Regions from separate parts of the Homo sapiens genome. Here all the other regions are linked to region 2. Evidence: read pairs that join two places in POLR2A ChIA-PET (ENCODE). Cell type or tissue: GM12878. All regions are shown on one strand. Region 1 has its middle 180 kb from the start of KCNJ2. Region 2 has its middle 40 kb from the start of KCNJ2. Region 3 has its middle 140 kb from the start of KCNJ2.

Region 1 (4,000 bases), 140 kb before region 2:
AACAGTAGCAAAGCTAATATAAATGTATGTTTTCCTAATGGCTCAAAGTGCTTAATGCTTCATTTCTTTTGATTTATTCTTCTTTATATCAGATACTGTACTATGACTCTTCACAGAAAGAAAAATTGTATTTGTTTTGTCCAAAAGGTCATTTCCCAATTAGCAAGTTAAAAACAAAAACAAACAAAAATAAGGCCTAGAGAGCTTCTTACATTGGTCGAAGTCACATAGCCAATTACAGATAATGAAAGGGTATGGATAAACTCTATTTGGCTCTAAAAGCTGTTTGTACTTTTCCTACTATTGTCTTAAGAAGACGTGCTGTCTTAAGATGCACATGCCATAGGGAAGAATCAATATCATCATTATGATAAAATTTACTAAGACATTTCTCTGTTCTAGGCACCGTTTTAAATGCTTACACACACTAACTTATTTAAATCCAACCACAACTGAAATAGAATAGTATATATATCTTGGACATGATAGAAATAAGGCACAGAGAATAACTTGTCTAAGGTCACATACCTGAACTACAGCTGAGACGGAGTAAAATTTCAACAGGTGACATAGGAAGCGGCAGTTTGGCTATTTGCAATTAGCAATAAAGACTGAAGCTAAACCCCTGGGGTTAAAATCAAGGCTCTACCCCTTACAGCTGGGTTACCATAGGGCCACTAATTAAGCACTCTACACTTCAATTTTCTCATCTATAAAAACAGGCATAATAATAGTACCCACTTCACTAATGGATTTGTGAAGTTAATATTAGAAGTGTGTAGAACAGTGGTTAGCACTAGCCCTTAATAAAACAATAACAGCATCCACACCATCTACTAACCCTTGGAAGCACATGCCCAAAATACTGCTACTCTTCAGGACTGGATTGTGGGTATGTCTCATTTGTAACAGTGTAGTCCCTAAAGACAGAGGGCAAGACCTTTAGAAAACGTTCTTCAGCACAAAGACTTCTCAATTATACTTGATGCTGTCCCCATGCAAATGTAATCTCTTCTGCCCTCAAAGATCTGTGGAGAAATACTAAAAATTCTTTTCTACCCCACCCTCATTATTTATAGAGGGTGTGTGTGTGTGTATGTGTTTTCTCAGCCTCACCATTACTAACATTCGGCGTCAGATCATTCTTTATTATGGTGGGTAGGGGGGCGGATTTCCTGTGCATGGTAGAATATTTACGGAGTTACTGATGAACAACACTAGCTTTTGTACAAATCAGTTATTGCAGAAGAGTGAAGCTTGATGGATGTAATACTGATTCACATCCCTCTAGGGTCATTAAGCATCGTTTTGATGGATGGACTGTTTCCAAAAAATTACATTTTTACTCAGATACAGGGAATCCATTGGTCTTTACCCACTTAGATACCAGTAGCACAGATTTTTTCCCTCCAATTGTGACAATCAATCCAAAATGCCTCTAGATGCTACCAAATAACCCTCTGTTGGACAGAGTGCCCCCCACACTGTTAAGAACTACTGCTCTATACCAAAGACCAAGTCCCTTCTCTGCTTGTGATCCATGAGTCATCTAGTATGTTCTGGAAGGGACATCCACCCAGACTCTTCAGGTTGCCATTATGTTTAAGTTACCTATGTATTTGCCAGTAGGGTCCAGCCCAGTAACTGGCATACAGCAGGTACTCAGGAGGCATTGGTTGAATGTTAAATATTGGAATTGTGTTAATTATACAGCAGAATTAAAATGTGGTCATGTTGATATTAAATTAGATAGAGCATATTTATGTTCCATGCCCAATCTTTGAAATCAAAGGTCAGATTAAACACACCAACCTCTTAACATTAAACAAAGTGGGTTCTTTACAACAAGGGCAAAAATGACTTCTGTTTACAGTAGGGACAGGCCTCTTAGGTGGCTTCAGTTACTTATGAAGATTATCATCCACCCATCCCAGAGTTCGGAGAGGTGTACTTAAATTTCATTCCTAAGCCATCACATCACTTCCCACTATTAGGAGCAGGAAAGCACCTGTCCATTAGAACAGCAGTCAAGATTTCTAAACAGAATAGTAGAGAGGGCAGTGAGGGAAATTAGTTTCACTATTTGCCACATAGGTGTATTTCTGTCCTGGAGACTTGAGCTCAGAGCAGCTAGACTACTATAGTATTTAATCCAACCCATTTTTTTTTTCTTGAGTTACGAATTTTACTGATTCTGCTAACTGCTTAAACAGGAATAAATTGGTGGGAGATGATTGGTACATACATTGTAATATCATTATACTTTACACTTGTGAATACTATTCTCTCCCATTCTTGGAGTGATTGGCTGAATTATCATAAAGAATTAAGCCAAACCCTCCCTTCTCTTCCACTTAAGAATTGTATGACACTTTTGACTCAGAAAATCACTATCACTTGATCAATCTTTGAAGAGGCAGAGGGAAGAGGGAGAGAGGCATCACATTTGTTATCATGAGTCACACTTGATGTGAGCTCTGCTCTTTTTCAGCAGTTAAGAAATTGGTACTTTTTTCTTTTTTTAAAGAAAACAGGCTGAAACATTCGCTGCTTTTGAAAGGTAATTTAGCACTGTCAAGCTTATGACATGTCAGAATTCAGCGTAGGAATTTTGTTTATTTAATCCAAAATCAGAATGTCAAGCACATTTTGGAGAAATAATAACAGGAAGAGTCCCTGTCTCTAGAAAGAGAGCTGCCAAACTTTGAAGCAATTTACGTAAACATTGTAATCAGCTCTTGCAAAAAATTTCCACCTTACAAAGCTAGTTGTTACGAACTTGCTCTATCGTAAAAATGTTTTCAGGGAAAGTGAAACTGGAACTGAAAAGTTCAAAAAGTGATGATCTAAGAAATAAAAACCCACTCTAGAAGAGTCTTTATATTGGATTCTCTTTGATAGGCATAAGGGAAAAAAATCGTACTTTCAAATTTTTTTTCCAAGGATTCAGTATGCTGAAAAATCAAAACACTTAGTAAACAGTGTAATTCCTCTGGTGCTAGAACTCAAAGAATTACAGTAATGTTTTTCAAAAGAGTATATACTGAATAAGGGAACCCACAAAAAATCCATAGAACTTGCATTGTACATTTTGATTAGAAACTAAATCTTTTAAACAGATAAGTTCCAGTTATTTAACTAGTCATGTCGGCGCCCAAGTCGCACCATCTTGTAGGCAAAGTAAACACCTTTCACATTTAATTTTGTAAAATAAACATTCTTCTATGGCTTTAGAGTTGCAAACAGATTTGGGTCTAGTTGGAAATTCAAAGTGAAATATCATACTGTCACTGTGCTTCAGTGTTAAAAGAGAAATTAAAATAATGTTGGAAAAGACTAGCCAGAGGGAAAATAATTTCTTGGCGCCATACTGCCTTCTCTTTCTCCACACCAAATCCCACCCAAAAGCCACATGACATTCACTGTCCTCTATGCCTCTCTCTGATTGTCTCAAGGAGCCCTTTTAGTGTGGCTCCCCAGCCAACTCTCCCCTTTCCAGAGAGCTCTTCTTGTTTTAGATCCATCCCTCCTTCCTTTTTATCTTTCCTCATCCCAATTATTGTGACCCAGGATCCCAAAGCAATGCTTGATAAGTTGATGAATGAATTCTAAATTATCCAACAATTACTTAGGCATTTACATAACAAGCATTTATGAAGTACAACTAATAATAGCTTTTGGGTTATCTTTTTTATGGGTGTTTGCTCTTTACTCAAAGACTTTTGGAAATCCTAGTACCTTAAATATTCATTGTACAGCCTGGTGAATAAGAGGGGGCTTGAGTATGAATTCTGGTTTACCTGTGCTAACTCTGTGACTTTGGACACATCATAGGTATTTCTGTGCCGCATTTTCCTTATCAGCGAAATGAGATAACAATGATATGGATGTTCTTATAGGGCTGTTTTGAGGACTCGTTAAGATAAATCACATAAGTTATTCATAATAGCAACTGACGTATAATATACACAAATCAGCATTACTTATTCTTCATAATATG
Region 2 (4,000 bases):
CCACGCCTGGCTAATTTTTGTATTTTTAGTAGAGACGAGGTTTCACCATGTTGGCCAGGCTGGTCTCGAACTCCTGACCTCTTGATCCACCCACCTCAGCCTCCCAAAGTGCTGCGATTACAGTCGTGAGCCACCGAGCCCAGCCGGAAATAAATTTTCTTATACGGAAATCCGGTTCCTTGAATTTTTCTCCCATTAATTTTAATGTAGTGCCTCAGGGTTTATATAAATAAATAAAACCAATCTTGTACATGGTGCATTTGGTTATTAACATGCCCCTGGTGCAACTTTTTTGTTTTGGTTCTGCTCTAGGATATCCTCAAACTTAAATACAAAGAGAGAGAGAGAGTGTGTCAGAGGCAAATGGGGAGAGACAGAGAGAGAGAGAGAGAGAGAGACAGTGAGAGAGAGGAGGAGAGAAAGAAAAGGAATAAAGAGAGAGAAGAAGAGAAGCAGGAAGGGAAGAAGAGGGAGAGGAGAGGCTTTCTATTTTACTATTCTCTTATGTTTTCTAGATATGTCTACATTCTTTAAATATCCTTCCATTGACATGATCCCTTCATTATTCTGTTCAGTTTTTTTCTGACGGTATTTTAATTTTTTGCTGCACCTCTTGGAGATGTTACCCTGTACAAGAGAATTACCCTGTACAGAAACAATTTTCCCAGGTGTTCTAAAGTGTTTAAAAATAACTGTGGAGCATGGCCAAGAGCCTGAGAAGGGAGTAATCAGTTGTCAAATCTGGTCATTGTTGTCCTAGCTGTAGAAGTGTTTCTTTTCCAGTCTCTTTGTGCATGGTCATTTTTTCTCTTTAAACGTAAATTATTAAATTTGTTTGCCATGAAAGTTTAATGGGAAATTACATAAAAATTTGTTGTTTGTTTGCAGGGAGGGAGAGATTTTTTTCTTTTAATGTTAGGAACAAGAGCTCCCAGAATGGTGAGGTGTTGAAATGCATATAAGTAAGTAGGTAATGTGGATAAAGTTTGATCGATAGGTTTGCGCATGTGTTTAAAATAAAGAGAAATAGCAAAGTTCTTGGATAACTTATTATGTCAATTTAGTAGTCAGGAAAATTCCAAGAATGATGTAAAAGAAGTGTGAAGAAACTTTAATTTCTGCTATTTAAGGGGGTAATTTATGTCAAAAATTGTTTTAATTTATTAGAATACAGAACATTGCAGAGATATGAAATTAGGCAATGTTAAATTATCAGATTCCCACATACAAGGGAAATGAGGTGATATTATACTTCCTAAGTAGTTTTTGCACTCAATAATTACTGCTCAGTTAAAATGCAAAGTTTAAAATGATATTAAAGTACAATCTAATTTTTTAAACATTATTATTAATAATTTTATGATAATATTTATGTGTATATAGATTCAAAATCAGAGTCATACACCACACTTTTAGGTTACAGTTTTTAGAAGCTGTTTATAGAGGACTTTTCTAGTCCATGCTAGGTTTTTCTGTAATGTTTAAATAGCATATAATGAATGCACTGTATAACACTTGTGTAATCTGAAGAAAATAAAACAGCTAATACATTAAGTGCATGATTAGTCTAGATTTGTAAAACAATGATTTTTTTTCATTAAACTTAGTATTTATCAAAGGAATAATAATCTAAATTCTGAACTATATTATTACATACAGTCCAAATCTCTTAACCATTAAGCTAAGTTAAGCACCAAGGTGCTTAACTATGAAGTGCTGCTATTCCATCAGAGAATAAACACATCCCCAAAGACCATGGCTTGTGTGTAGCCTCAATATTTGGAACCGATTTAGCCACATCAAAGCCAATTTGTTCAGAAAGAAAAACGTTACCCCCCAAGCTGTGGACTTTCAACTCTTGAGCTCTGCCCCAGGAAATACCCTGGGCAACCGAAAGATATAAGGACACCTGGTCTCCAAGCAACCTGAGTTCCATTTAGCTTGTAGCTTCATAAAGCTTAATGAGAACTGGCTATCTCCTCCACGTTGGGAGAGACTAGGTTCAATGAGAACAGGGTGTTCTGGTTTTTGCACTATGTGAATGAAGAGATTGTAAAGCTGTGTGACTCTGAGCAGCTGCCTGAATCAAGCATTGTGGTTCAAAGGAAACTTCTGGTTACCACATTCTGTGGCTATATGGTTTAATGAAGAATAAACCTTAGAAGGCTGATATCCTACTAACTCCTTTGAAGCATTTTCATTAGTCTGAAATTCTACTGATGCGTGTGCCCTGATGACTGTCATTTATTTCAGGGGCATAGCAGAGTGCTGAAGTTGGCAAGGCCATGGATTCAAGAGCTGCGCTGTCTAGCTTCAAGTCCTGGCCTGTGTGAAACCTTAAGCAAGTTACTGAAACTCTCTACAACTAAGTTTTCTTCCTCTATTAGGTGGGAATACTAATAGTACTTATTTCATGAGTTTCCATGAAGATTAAATGAGTTGATCTTTGTAAAACACTTACAACAGAACCTTGAATATAAGTACTATATCAGTGTTTGTTAAATTTAAACAATTACTCATCGTAACTGTTCCAGGCATTGCTGTGTATCCTGAATATCGGGCGCCATTTCTCAGTTTTCAAATAGTGCTATTTTTTAAATTTAGAAAATGTTCTGTGGGGGTGCAAATGAAGAGCCAATTCATTCTACTCAAGGAAGTAAGGAAAATGATTTCAGTAGAGCTAGCATGAATTTCCCAGCATGAATGAAAGGTAAGGGAGGGGCCTTCAGTCAGAACAATCAACATATACAAATGCAGGGACACATGAAAGCACCCATTATAGTTGAAGAAATAGAAAAAATGTTGGAGCACAAACAGAACGGAGGTGAGTGAAGGTGGATTAGTGATAACTTTTGGGATTTATTATGTGGTGATGAGCAGACGCTGAAGGTTTTGTTAAGTAGGAGAGTGGCAGCAGCAGATTTATGTTAAAGAAAATAAAGCTGGCAGCCACAGGGGGAAAATGTGCTGGTTGGAGCAGGGCAGGAGGCAGAAAGAACCTGGAGGAAGTGGCTAAGGTGAGATATGAGAGTCTCTATTCAGACAGTGACAGTGGGAGTGAAGGCAGTGAAGATTCTTGAGATGATTTGGACGTGAAGCTGATAAAATGTAATGACTGGGTGTCGAGGCAGAAGGAAGAATTAAGAATGAATTACAGTTTTAATAGACAATCTGGGAGTCTCCACAAACCACTGCAGTCTTCTTCTGTAGACTCCCAGGTTTTTCATTAAAACAGGAATTCATCTTCAAAGTCATGTTCATACTTTCAGGTACCACCCTTAAAAGACTAACTGTAGATTAACATCATTTCCCTAGACAAGAACAAATTTTGCTCAGTGGCTTCAGCTCTTCTTAAAATATGTCCCATATTTGTAACTACCTCTTTGCCTTTGCCTAATTGCACTGTGGCTTTGTCTTCCTTCCTTGCTATATATCGTATATTACTATGCTTCTGTTGGTTGAAAAGCAGTCCACAGCTTTAATAAATCATTTAGTGCTCTGATTACAAAATTGAGAGTTTCAGACAGAGAATAAATATTAATTGCATATCACTGAGGACACCCTAAGTCTTTATTTATTTCCAATAATGGTAGCATGTGAATCATTATAAAATCTGTAAAATACATACAGTTTTAATGAAGAGCATAGAATTATTCATGACCCCTTTTTCCAGAGATTAGCACTGTCAACATTTTGCTATATTTTTAGAAGAATCTCACACAAACACACACTCACACATAATATATTGTATCTGATATTATATTTTAATAATTTTAATTATAGAACTAACTCAGATCTGTTTTCTCTTTTTGCTCATATGAAGAATTGTGAGGACATTTGAATTGTGTTTATGTACCAGACTACAAAGTACAGAGTCTAAGACTGGTGAAATCATATCCTAAATATAGTTGTCTTGTGAGAGGGCTGGAATAAATAACTGCATTGTAGCTCTGCCCTATAACTCTTCTTGGAAGCTCTGTGTTTAAAGAGTAAAAAAGGC
Region 3 (4,000 bases), 100 kb before region 2:
TTTGCACTAATTTACTGCTCCAGGCCATTATGACTTCTTTTTCTTTAGAATCCCATTGTACTTCTTTAACCTTGCTTCATCTGCTCTCTCGCATTTGATGATTAATAATAGAGGACAAAAAATATATATTTTTTAAATACCCAGGTTTCTCATTATCAGCCACAGCGCATCAATATGAAAATCTCTTTAAAGGCAAGAAAAAATGCTTTCAACAGGAACAAGTGGACCTCGAAGCGCACGTCTCTGCCATATCGGTCGTTATCACTACAACCAGCCATGCTTCCATCTCTTTCATATTACCAAATGTAGTGCTGACAGAGAGGTGGGAGAAACTTAACCTTTTGGCAAACAGTAGATAGATATGAAAATAGAACCAAGCAAATATATCCAGTTCCCCATAACCTCTCCTCAAAGGACCTCACTAAAGTTGATATCACCTTGGCTCCCATGACAACCCCGACAAAGATAAATAGGTGTCAAATATGCATTTGCTCCTAAGGCCTCTGGGAATTGCTACCGAACACAAATGTGAAATTCAGGCTGAATTAATCTCCTGATACGCCACTTAAAGAAAAAGCCACAGAATGTGGGCTTGCCAACCTCAGCAGCCGCTAGTCATGCTTCTGTAGGGCTGTCAGCACTCTCTAAAAAAGTAGGTTGATAAAATTAAGCAAGCAGTTTCTGCTGGCATTTTCACACCCCATGAAACACATGTTCTGTTTATAATGCAAACATGACTTCAGAGTTATGGGATCTTTTAAGGATTTATGCTGATTAAAAGATTTCTGATCTCAGGCTTATGGTCTCAAAATGTAAAACTTGGTTGAGCCTACAGCAAGCAAGCTCGGGCTTTTCTCTGAAGAGAAGTTTAGACAAATATCTAGCAAATTTGAGCCACGAAGTTAATCCTTCTACAAAAAGCAGTACTTTCCTTTGCCCTTCGAACACTCTAAAATAAATTTCTGGTCCCCGACTTAACATAGGTGCAACAATCAAATTCTGTTTAGTAGGGGTATTGTCTGCTGTGGAGAGAAAAAGAGCCTAAAGTGGAAGCTATTTTGGGGGTCACTTTTGCTTTTATATAATGTGATGATACCAAATAAAAACAAAAGTATTGTACCTAAGACAAATTCCACCAAATGTATGTATTAGTTACACTCAGTGTAGTACAGTAATTAAGAGTTAAGCTTTAAAATCTGATGGTCTGGCCAGGCATGGTGGCTTACATCTGTAATCCCAGCACTTTGGGAGGCCGAGGCGGGTGGATCACGAGGTCAGGAGATCAAGACCATTCTGGCTAACACGGTGAAACCCCATCTCTACTAAAAATACAAAAAATTAGCCGGGTGTGGTGGCGGGCGCTTGTAGTCCCAGCTACTCGGGAGGCTGAAGCAGCAGAATGGCGTGAACCCAGAAGGCAGAGCTTGCAGTGAGCCGAGATCGTGCCACTGCACTCCAGCCTGGGTGACAGAGCGAGACTCTGTCTCAAAAAAAAAAATAAAATCTGATGGCCTTTATCTGTTGGTCTTATTTTTATCTGGTTTAAAATGGGGACAACAATAGTAGTATATGCTTCACTGAGTACATATGAAGATTAAAGGAAATCATATCTAAAAAGCAAAGCTCACAGCACAAGATGAGACACATATTGCATAGTCCATATATAATAATAAAATATATGCTATATGAATGTAGAATAAAGCAGTCAGTAGGACTCAAGACTTCTAGCATATATTTATTGCACATATTCTGTATCCTGCATGGTAAAATTACTGTCAGGATGGAGAAACTCTAAGGAAAGGAGAGAAAGTTGTAGGTTCACAGAAGATGATAGGTTCTGCAGAAGAACCAATAGTGTAGCAGAGAGATTGCTAAGATTCAATATTCTGTTTTCTCCATGTCTCTGAATGTCAGTACTTTTCTCTCCAGAAAGGAAAAAAGCTGAGAAAATGGTTATATTCATGTTAAATAGAGCTCAGAACAGAAAGAGCTTATAACCTCTTCCTTTGGCCAATAGAGTTAATTCAAATTTTTCCTCCTCCTCTCTTGCTGTTTTAGGTACTAACCCAAAGTCTCAAAATGATACTCTGACTGTCTCCTTGCAGTGTCCTCTGATAGCAAAATGTCAAGTAAAGGGAATAGACATAGGCCAGAAACCTTGGGGGTGAGCCTAGCTGTGCAGCTTATTAGCGCATGACACAAAACCCTCTGATCCACAGCTTCCTCACTGAGCGTGGAGGTTTAGCTGACTTGTGGCTGTTCACATCCAGGCACTTGGCTATCTAAGTACAAAAGAAATTGTTCTTGCTGTATTTTATTATTTTTCCTTTCCAGAAAAGTTATATTTATAAATGTCATAGTACATAGCTGAAAAATGACTGAAAAACTAACCTGAAATTGTGTAGGCTATAATCTCAGGCTGCTTTGAGCTTTTGTTTTAGAGAATTCTGGAGGGCCAGGCTCTGTATTTTTTTTTTAATTTTCACATAATTTGTTCAGAAAAGCACAAGGTGAAAATGCCTCAATCTTGGACAAAGCTGTCCTACTTTCATATAAAAAAGGGAATATTAAAATGTGACAATTGTGATTATTGAGAGAGTTTAGTATAGCTGTGTCCTCGGTCGAAAACACTCCTGTTAAAATCATTGTTTTTTCCATCCAACCTCATAGGTTCTTAGGAAGTCATAGGCAATGGGAATGACTCTTGAAGGTCATTTTTCTTAAATCAACCATACCTTCTCTGTTCACCTTCTATCTAACTCCCCTGTCTTGCTTTCTCTTTAAACTTTACATGACTGAAATGGAATGAATCAACCTACTCTGAAAGCCCATTTCCCAGTCCCCAGTGGGCTCTATTTGAACTTTATTACTTTTAAAGTATACATCATGCTTCCAGTAACATGAAAAGAAAATGACCTCAGAGTGGCAGCCTCTGAGTTTAAAAGATTTGGACTCTAGAGCAGAAAATCTCTTGTTATGCTCCTCAACTGAAAAGGCTGCAAAGCCTCAATGTATGTTGAAGAGTTTTTATTCTCCTGTAAGAAAAAAAAAAAAATAGAGGATGTTTATATCTTTGCTGAAATCCTAAAAAGACCCAGGTAGAAAAGTTTCCATTCCAAGTCTCTGTTCCTGTTGTGTCATTTTAAGTAGAATAAATGAACAGGATCTGATCACAGTCTTGTGAATGTGAAATAACTCTTGAGTGATGGGAAACAGCACAACCACCCCCTTCTGTCTGCATCACTAGTCTCCAGGGGTACCCTGGAACACTGCCCATGGATCATCATTCTTCCCTTCCCATCCCTACGGTTGCTTTGCAATGAGGCTGATACATGGAGCTCAGGCATTTGTGGCACTCGGCCTCCAAAGCATTCTGGACTGGGCTGGGGGTGAAGAAGGTGATTCAGAGCCAAAGCACGGCTCTGCTGCCAGAGGTCCAGTACTGATGGCTGCTGCCTGGGTTTGCCTAGTAAGGGCTGCAGTCTCATTTCAACAGTAAAAATATTAGGGAGGAAGAGAGGTTGAAGTTCCTAAACCTACCCTCATAAACCATCACCTCTGACTGTCTACCCTTCAGTCCTGCTGAGTGGATTTGGGTGCTTCTCACTGACCCCATTCATGTTCTAAATAAGCAAATGGATGCTTGGTTTAGAAAGATCAGGTTGTATGGAAGTGAACTGATCTAACTTAATTGTTGTGAGGAGAAGGCCTGACATCTGTGGGCAGGGAGTAGGGTCTCTATGAAAAGTGCCCATTTCTGAAATCAGTTACCTAAAGAACAAGCCAAGTATCTGTCAGTCTTAAATGGGGAGGGTACCTCTGTGGGAGGTGAGAGGAAGCTTCAGCGTCTCTCTCAGCTGGGCTAAGGAGCACCTAGGCATCTAAGATTGTGCCCTGGATATCACATATTAAATATGGGATTCAGCACACAGAACAGTGGTTCTTTTTGGGGTCATAAGTCTCAACTATGGGGGCTCTACCTAGAAAAAAATGCATGTAA

What was found. Peaks named below come from ENCODE experiments on the same cell type or tissue, not always from the same donor. Only the 100,000 strongest peaks of a DNase experiment are listed, where the experiment ranks them.
Region 1: POLR2A ChIA-PET joins it to region 2 with 8 read pairs; 2 of 35 experiments call an interaction of 5 or more read pairs at or near these places.
Region 3: POLR2A ChIA-PET joins it to region 2 with 5 read pairs; 1 of 35 experiments calls an interaction of 5 or more read pairs at or near these places.

The regions. Positions count from the first base shown.
Region 1 is chr17:70,343,325-70,347,324 of GRCh38, reverse strand. No RefSeq gene overlaps it. Among named protein-coding and RNA genes, the nearest start is that of KCNJ2, 180 kb to the right of the region's middle. In GM12878, no CTCF peak of the experiment used is centred here; no DNase peak of the experiment used is centred here.
Region 2 is chr17:70,207,311-70,211,310 of GRCh38, reverse strand. No RefSeq gene overlaps it. Among named protein-coding and RNA genes, the nearest start is that of KCNJ2, 40 kb to the right of the region's middle. In GM12878, no CTCF peak of the experiment used is centred here; DNase peaks (open chromatin) are centred at 1,940 and 3,030.
Region 3 is chr17:70,306,953-70,310,952 of GRCh38, reverse strand. No RefSeq gene overlaps it. Among named protein-coding and RNA genes, the nearest start is that of KCNJ2, 140 kb to the right of the region's middle. In GM12878, no CTCF peak of the experiment used is centred here; a DNase peak (open chromatin) is centred at 2,141.